Regions from separate parts of the Homo sapiens genome. Here region 2 is linked to region 1. A link is a loop called in an ENCODE intact Hi-C map of the cell type or tissue named here. Cell type or tissue: mammary epithelial cell. All regions are shown on one strand.

Region 1 (4,000 bases):
TGGGTGACAGAGTGAGACTCTGTCAAAAAAAAAAAAAGAGAGAAGAAAGAAAGAGAGAGAGAGAGGGAGGGAGAGAGGGAGGGAGGGAGGGAGAGAGAGAGAAAGAGAGAGAAAGAGAGAGAAAAGAAAAGAAAAGAAAAGAAAAGAAAAGAAAAGAAAAGAAAAGAAAAGAAAAGAAAAGGAGAAAGAAGAAAATGGGAAGCCAGAGCGGGGTTTTAGGCAGAGGGTGGTACCATGATATCAGGGCAGCTTGAAGCGGAGGTCGGCTAAATGGAAAGTGGATTGGATTTCACTCTCACCCCTTCTGCCTGCTGTCACACGTTCCAGAGAGCCAGTTCCCCACTCCTCATCAGCAGCCCCGGTTTATAATGTACAACACTGTTTACAAAACACACAGGCCAAAAGAGAACACAATGAGAAACCACCCACTGACATTTCTTAGGTCCCACGTTAGCCAGCCCTGGTGGCTGATCAGCCTTTGTAGCCCAGTGGTACCAGAGTAGAGAGAGATGGTTTGAGCCTTATGAGGAACTCTCCAGACCCCAGCTTTTGTGGGAGCTACATGCTGAGCTATGACAACCTAATCGATGAACTCCTCCTGTCCAACTCCTCCTTGGGCCTTAGGACTAAAAAGTATAAAGTCTCCCAAAGTGTCAGATACTGCACTGGGCCTTTTGTGGCTTCAGCTCCTTTAATTTTCACAACAACCTTGGAGACAGGTCATTTAACTTGCCTGATCCCACTCAGTTACAAAGCTGCAAAGCTAGCACCTGAGCCCATCTCTGTCTGATGCTGCACACGAGGGCTTGAGGCCACTCTAATACCGATCTCTTCTGCTGTCTTCATGTACTTCACAGTTGGGGAAATGCCAGTGGTCTCCCCTGTGCCCAGCCCTCCCTCCCCAGGCTGAAGGGCAGGGCTTTATTCCACCCTCTGGAGTGTACTTCCTGAGGGCAGCGCTCCTTTTTGTTCACTGCTGTATCCTCGTTGCCTAAACAATGCACACAGTAGGTGCTCAACAAATATTTGGTGAATGAACAAATGGATGTTCCCAAAGCTTAAAAGAGTGTCATATTTTCTGCAATGAACACTGAGTTAGGAAAAAGGGGGCTCATGTGCTGACTCCTACTTCGAGTTAGGTAGTAGTCTGGGATTCTAGCCTGGCCCTGCTCCTAATTCCCAGTGCAACCCCAGGGAAGGGCCAGGCAGCCTGGTCAGGGCAAAGGCATTGTGGAGGCCAACTCTGTGCGAAGCACTGGGTCAGGCTCTCCAGGCAGGTAGCCCAGGTTTTTATCTCTTGCTTCCTAGCTGTGTGGTCTTGGGGAAGTTACCTCACCTCTCTGAGCCTCAGTTTACCCAGCTGTAAAATCCACTCAAAAGTCAGCAGCAGTAATTCTTCCCTCCTGTAACTTCAGGCATGGGCACCAGAAGACATGGCCTCCTTGTAACATGAGGAGCCTGGTTTTTCTCCAGAGGCTCCCCAAGCCCTCCTGGAATTCTCTGTTTGAGAGTCTGCGGGGGGACAGGGAGACAGGAGGCGGGGGAGTCCTAGAGGCCTTCCTGACGGGGGCGTGGAGGGGCCACGTGGGGCAAGGGGAAGCACAGGGACCTCTTGTGACCTTGGGCAAGCCCCCTTCCTCTCTGACCTTGACCAGCGTCCTCATTTGTCAAGGGAGCGGCTGGGTGACCTCTAAGAACTCGGAGGCCGAGGCCGGAGTCGCCCGAGTGCTCCGCCCAGCCTCAGTTTCCCCCTCTGCCTCCCCAAGATTTCTAAAAGCACTTCCGGCTCTGAAAACAAACCAACCACCAGCAGGCGGCCTGGGCTTAGGGCAGGCAGCGCCAGGGAGCGCGCGGCCGCTTCCTGGTGGGTCCAGTGTCCCCGGGGTGGAGGGCGGGGCGCAGGGCAAAGGGCCCCGGGGCTGGGCCGGGCTCCGAGTGCCCCGCGTGGGGCCGGCGGGGAGTGGCCCAGCGAGGTGCGCGCCACCGTGGCCTGGCGGCTCCTCCGGGGCCCCCTTACCTGGAGGCGGCTGCGAAGGCAAAGGCGGAGGCGGCAAAACCGGCGAGCGGCTCCTCCCGCCCGGCCCGGCCCGGCCCCTCCCCTCCCCGCCGCGTCCCGGCCCCGGTCCCGGCCCGTCCCGCCGCCTGCCCCGAGCGCGCCTGGTCGCCACCGGCCGGGCGGAGCACTTAGGGAGCGCGGCGCGGGGGCGCGGGGCCTTCCAGGCTCTGACTCGCCAGCTGCGGGTCCCGACCTGGCTCGTCCCACCTCTGCCCCACCTCCACCACCCATCGCGACAGGGGTGCCGGCCTCTGCAGGTGACCGGCAAGCCCGCGGCGCCACATCTGTGTGTGGGTCCATTTACCCTCCAGGAAGCAGCGAGACAGCGCGGCGCGGGAGAAGGGCCCTGCAGGGTTGGACTTTGCAGAAACTGCCCGCGAAGGACTCGGCCCCGAGAGTGGCATGCCCCAAAGCCACATTTTGAAGACAAAGTCTTCAAAAATGTATAATGTAAACAAAGAACCAGCCGCAGAAACCGCCTTCCCGCACGTGTATGCAGCACTTTGTAGTTTGCAAAGTGTTCAGATATCTAAGTTCTTCCTGATTCTACTTTCATTTTCCCTAACGCTAAGTTTGGTCCTGTCTCAGGGCCTCTGCCTGGAGGCTCCCGTGCCTGGGACTCTCTGCCTTCAGACCTCCCTTTCCCCCAATCCATTTCCTGCTTTCCATTCTGGTCTCTTGGGATGGGATCTGAGAGTCTTCCCTGAGCACCCAGCACATTCAGTCATTGAACAAATTTACCGAGCACCTACTACGCGCCAGGTACAGTTCTTTTTTTTTTTTTTTTTTTTTTTTTGAGATAAGAGTCTCGCTCTGTCACCCAGGCTGGAGTGCACTGGCCCGATCTCAGCTCACTGCAACCTCCGCCTCCCGGATTTAAGCGATTCTCCTGCCTCAGGCTCCCTGGTAGCTGGTACTACAGGCGTGTGCTACCACACCCGGCTAATTTTTGTATTTTTAGTAGAGACGGGGTTTTGCTATGTTGGCCAGGCTGGTCTCGAACTCCTGACCTCTGGTGACCCACCCGCCTCGGCCTCCCAAAGTGCTGGGATTACAGGCGTGAGCCACCGCGCAGCCCCAACTAGACTTTAAAAGCCCTGGAGGTGGGCGGGTTTAGGCTGCCTTGCTCTCCGCTGTGTGCCCAGCCCCAGGGACTGTGCCTAGCACTTGCAGGTGCTCAAAAGAAGCACTTAATGAATGGATCTCTTTCCCCTAGCAACCCTGTGAAATTTCATCACACCCACTCTGAAGGAGAGGAAACCGAGGCTCAGGTCCAGACAATGCAGAAGCCACAGAGCTAATGAGTGCCAGAGCTAGGGCATGAATCATCGTGGCCTCAGAAGCTGTTGCCCTTACTCCCAGTGAAGACAATCTAGGGTTATGGGAGGAAAAGGTACCGACGGGGGTCAGAGACCAGCATCCCAGCTCAGAGCCTGGGACTCACGCACCTGTGAAATGTTCCTTCCTTCATCTGCTCATCTCCCCACTGGCCAATCAGGACCAAGAAGGGCAGCTCTACCCACCCATGAAGTTATTGTGAGGGTCAAATGGGTCAATCGTGTGCAGGCTTTAGGGGAATAAGGGGTTATATCTGAGCATGTGAGCTTTGTCAAGATTGAGAACTGCAGCCAGCCCTCCTCTTAATGTCTGGCAGCCCCTTCCAGCAGATCAGCTTTGTGGGACCAGGCACCACTCTGCACTCCCCTGCTTTGCCCTGTCTCTAATTTGATTAGAGACCTTGTGTTGAACACACTTGTCTTTGGGTATTGGACCCTGTTCAGCCATTGCCCGGCACCCAACCCTCACCCTAGTCGCCCCCACTGCACACAGTTCCTGATCCCATCATTGAGGCTATGGGTGGGAAAGATGGAGAAAATATGTTTACCCCTTTTGGTGTATGCTTTTGAGATTTTGTTAGGTTTGGTATTGGACATTGAAGAATTT
Region 2 (4,000 bases), 62 kb before region 1:
GTTCCAGCTCTGACTACAACTGCATGACTAAGCCCAGGCAGGAGAGGCAAATGGTCTTGCCAACTCATAGAATCGTGAGAAATGATCAGTTATTGCTGCTTTTGGCCACCGTGTTTGGAGAGGCCGTTTTGCAGCAACAAATAACAATCATGGTGGAGGGCAAAGGAGAAGTAAAGGCACGTCGTACATGGTGGCAGGCAAGAGAACGCGTGCAGGGGAACTGCCCTTTATAAAACCATCAGCTCTCATGAGACTTATTCACTATCATGGAAACAGCATGGGGAAAACCCACCCCCCTGATTCAATTACCTCCCACCGGGTCCCTCCCATGACCCATGTGGATTGTGGGAGCCACAATTCAAGATGAGATTTGGGTGAGGACACAACCAAATCATATTAAGCTCCAATCCTTCTCTCCCATCCACCCTCCACTCCCAGGTTCAACAATTTCTCTCTGAGTTCCTCCTCTTGCCTTCAGAGTCCTGCCGCTGCTACCTTCCACTGAGAGGAGGTGAGCCCATGTTCCAGGAGCAGTGAACCACTCCAAGTGCCCCAGGCTCGGCAACTCACTCTCCCAACCAGCCCCTCCACAGGCAGCCCCTGCTGACAGATCTGTCCAAAACCAGCATTCTGCCCTGGAGACCTCACCTACCCAAGGCCAGGAGCAGCAGCCCTCAAGCTTTTCACTGCCTTGCACAGAAAGGATGACACTGGAGGCATGACACACTCCCAAAGGTGTCTGTGTGTGGTTGAATGGTGAACCCCCAGAAGATATGTCCACCCAGAACCTGTGAATGCGACCTCATCTGGTAAAAGGGTCGTTGCAGATATAATTAAGTAAATGATCTTGACATGGGATCACCCTGGATGAGAGTGGGCCCTAAATCCAATGACTCTGTCTGTCCTTATGAGAGAAGACAACAGGCAGAGACTGGAATGACATGTCTACAAGCCAAGGAATGCTAAGGACTGCTGGCAGCCACAAGAAGTTGGAAGAGACAGGAAAAATCCTCCACTAGAGCCTTCAGAGGGAAAGTGCACCTGCCAACACCTTAATTTTGAATTTCTTGTCCCCTTCATTCCCACTTGGGAAAGTGCATTAGAACACAAAAGCCAGTGTCATTATTACAGGATGGTCCATCTTGCATCTACTCTAATGTATGTATATAAAATCATTTCCCCAAGGTTGATGACGATTTTTCTTGATTTTTAAACTATTTTTAACTTTTAACTATTATTTCTAAGAACTGGGAACACATTTTGCAAGGCTCATGGCCCCTGGCCCAGAACATCTGTCCCTGGGAACAAGCTTGTGAAGGGTTTCCGTCTGTGACAATAATCCATGCTCACCTTTCTCTTGAGCCATCTCCTGCAGACAGAAGTAGATGACTCTGGCTCCCAGGCTGAAGCCAATCAAGGTGACAGGTCGTCGCCCCTGAAGGGAAAAAGGACACAGGTGTCTGGAAGGAATACTGCCAGTTCTAGCAAAACATCAGGCCTGAGGAGGGCAGCCTTTGCACATTCCTTACCACCTGATTCTCATCTAATGAATCATGCATGTGCTGTTCCGGTCCCTGAGCGCTGATGTCTTAATCAGCAGAGTCAGGACCCTCATTTATGCAGGAGTGCACCTGCTGCTGGAATTGGCTTCCTCCAAGGCCAACAGGCAGCCCCCGGCTGGGTTAATTCCCTTTCATCTCAAATCATTATCCAGCCACCGTCTCATCTTCCCCAGGAGACAGGGCTAGTCAATTACAAGAGCAACTTCCCTTGCACTGATCTGCCTTGCGGCAAATGGCTGCAGTGCTGCGGGACCCCTTCCGGAGCTGGGGAGATTAGACAGAAGGCACCCCCAGGTGTGAGGGGTAAAAAGGCAAGAGTGACAAGGGAGGGACAACAGTTCAGTTTCTAGATAGGAAGGTGGGGCACAAAATATTGGCTCTAAGTGATAAGATAAGGTAGTAAGTCAGATGGAAAGAGGAATTTTCTGACTCAAGGACTTGTAAGAAAAGGTAACTGATCATGTCAAGACTCTAAAGAAAATGAAAGTTATCTGGGGGTGTTTGGGTACAAGCTTACATGGAAGGAGAGGAGGGGAGTGGATGAGCTCTGGAGGCCCAGCCTGGTTTTACCAGTCTATTCCTTTTCCTTGGTTTTGTGCCAATACACGTATTCCACATCCCCACACCACTCCACTTACCACAGTAGAAAATCCTCTGTTAAACAGTATTCGAATCCTGCAGGAGCTTTGTGCCAACCCTGCTGGCCACTGCCCAATATCATTCTCCCCTTTGTCCTTTACTCCTGAGTTTGACTGGGCACACGGCCACCCAGCCAAAGACGAAGTTTCCCTGACTCCTCCGTAGCTTGAGGTGGCCACAGGGCTGAGACTTAGCACAGGGCAAGGAAAGGGGATCCTCCCTAAGGCATGCATTTTTGCCTTTTGACCTCCAGAGCTGTAAAATAGTACATTTGTTTTCAGCTGGTAAATTTGTGGTAATTTGTAACAGTGGCAGCAGGAAACTAACACATCATCTTGCTCCAGATATTGACACCCAGACTCTTACTTGGGAGAGAACAAAATTCTATCTTGTCTAAGCCAATGCCACTTTGGCCTTTGCCTTAGAGTCAAGCCTGCCGAAGGATTTTCTGTTTCTTTTGACAAAGACGCAGGGATTGAAGGGGGTGGCCAGTTGCTCAAGCAGTTTAGCTGCATGGCAGAAACTGCTAGTTGTCATCCCTCAATATCCATCCTCCCTTTTTTCCATAGTAATTGAATTTCAGCTGGGTTCATCATCACTCAGAATAAATACTATATTTCCCAGCTTCTGTGGCAGCTAGGAATGGTCATGTGACTAGGCTCTGGCCAGTGAGACACCAACTGAAATGTTGTAAGGCTTTGCTGTTTCTTCTTCAGTTCTTCCTTTCTCCTGCTCCCTGGAGCTCGGATGATGCCATCTTTGATACAAGGTCAAGACCCCAGAGCAACAAGGTAGCAGGAACCTGGGCCTCTGCACCATGGAAGGCTATTAGACAACCTTGCTAGGCTTCTCCAGGAAAATAAATTTCTACCTTGTTTAAGCCACTGTTATTTTGGGTTTTCTCCCACTTCCAGCCAAAACAAATCCTGACAATGCAGTCATTTCTGGTACTGCTTCTCAAGCTTTTGTCTCCATTCACTCAAGTTTTATTCTGAAGGGGATGGTTTTATTCTCTTGGTAAGTACATCTTTACTAGATTCAAATTTTAAAAGTATTATGATGATGTCTCTTCCTAACCATTTTACATGGTATTTAGACCACCAAAGATGACCTCACAAAGTAGCTTTATACTTCTGGGAAGGAACACCAGGCCACCAGCATGTGGGAATTCCATTGGTGGCCAGCTGAAGCACCTGGTCTCATTCACTTTACTGGCTTCACTGCAAACTGCGTCAGAGGTTTCCACTGAAATATCACCCAAATGAGCCCAGTGATTATCCTAAACACTTGAATGAAGAGCTGATACATAGGAGCCACTTTTGCTTCTGCCAGAGTCCCCCAGACTTGTTCCTACCTGCAGATGCCCTGTTATTCAGTCCTTACCTAAATACCTGCTAGAGCTGCAGAGTCTATAATTTTTACTGTTCATCCTAGGACACATTCATTACTTGAACTGGAGAGGCAGCAAGGACTGCCCACACCCCCAAAACCATTGAGTTATCTCCAAGTAGCCTTGCCTCTAAGGCTGATATCTGTGAACAAGTCAGCACCTGACTTCCCCTCTTGCTCAATGCCACGCCCACACAGCCATTCCCAGGTACCTGCTGCCGGGAGAGCAGGATGTGGGCCAGGTGCTTGCCAACCTCTGCTGATCGATGGAGACACACCCCCCAGGGGTTGTCGATGACATTGGCGACACTGAGGAGTGAGGCTGGCCAGGTCAGGGCAGCCACAATGCCTGGGGAGGTGAGATAGTGATGAAGGGAATGGCCCCTGTCCTAGGGTCCTACTAGGGAAGT

What was found. Hi-C counts contacts between places; a loop is a spot of excess contacts. Peaks named below come from ENCODE experiments on the same cell type or tissue, not always from the same donor. Only the 100,000 strongest peaks of a DNase experiment are listed, where the experiment ranks them.
Region 2: it touches region 1 in a loop (2.2-fold over the local background); 2 of 110 quality-filtered maps call a loop at or near these places.

What each region holds. Positions count from the first base shown.
Region 1 is chr1:19,797,838-19,801,837 of GRCh38, forward strand. TMCO4 (transmembrane and coiled-coil domains 4) reads right to left here and starts at 2,079. Exons shown (of 16, transcript NM_181719.7): 1 at 2,018-2,079; 2 at 300-378. RefSeq lists a silencer at 1,824-2,323 and an enhancer at 2,247-2,747. In mammary epithelial cell, a CTCF peak has its summit at 1,806; a DNase peak (open chromatin) is centred at 3,324; H3K4me3 peaks cover 1,560 bases.
Region 2 is chr1:19,736,022-19,740,021 of GRCh38, forward strand. TMCO4 (transmembrane and coiled-coil domains 4) reads right to left here. Exons shown (of 16, transcript NM_181719.7): 12 at 3,803-3,939; 13 at 1,351-1,435. Among named protein-coding and RNA genes, the nearest start is that of TMCO4, 62 kb to the right of the region's middle. In mammary epithelial cell, a CTCF peak has its summit at 1,504 (motif pointing right); DNase peaks (open chromatin) are centred at 10 and 3,780.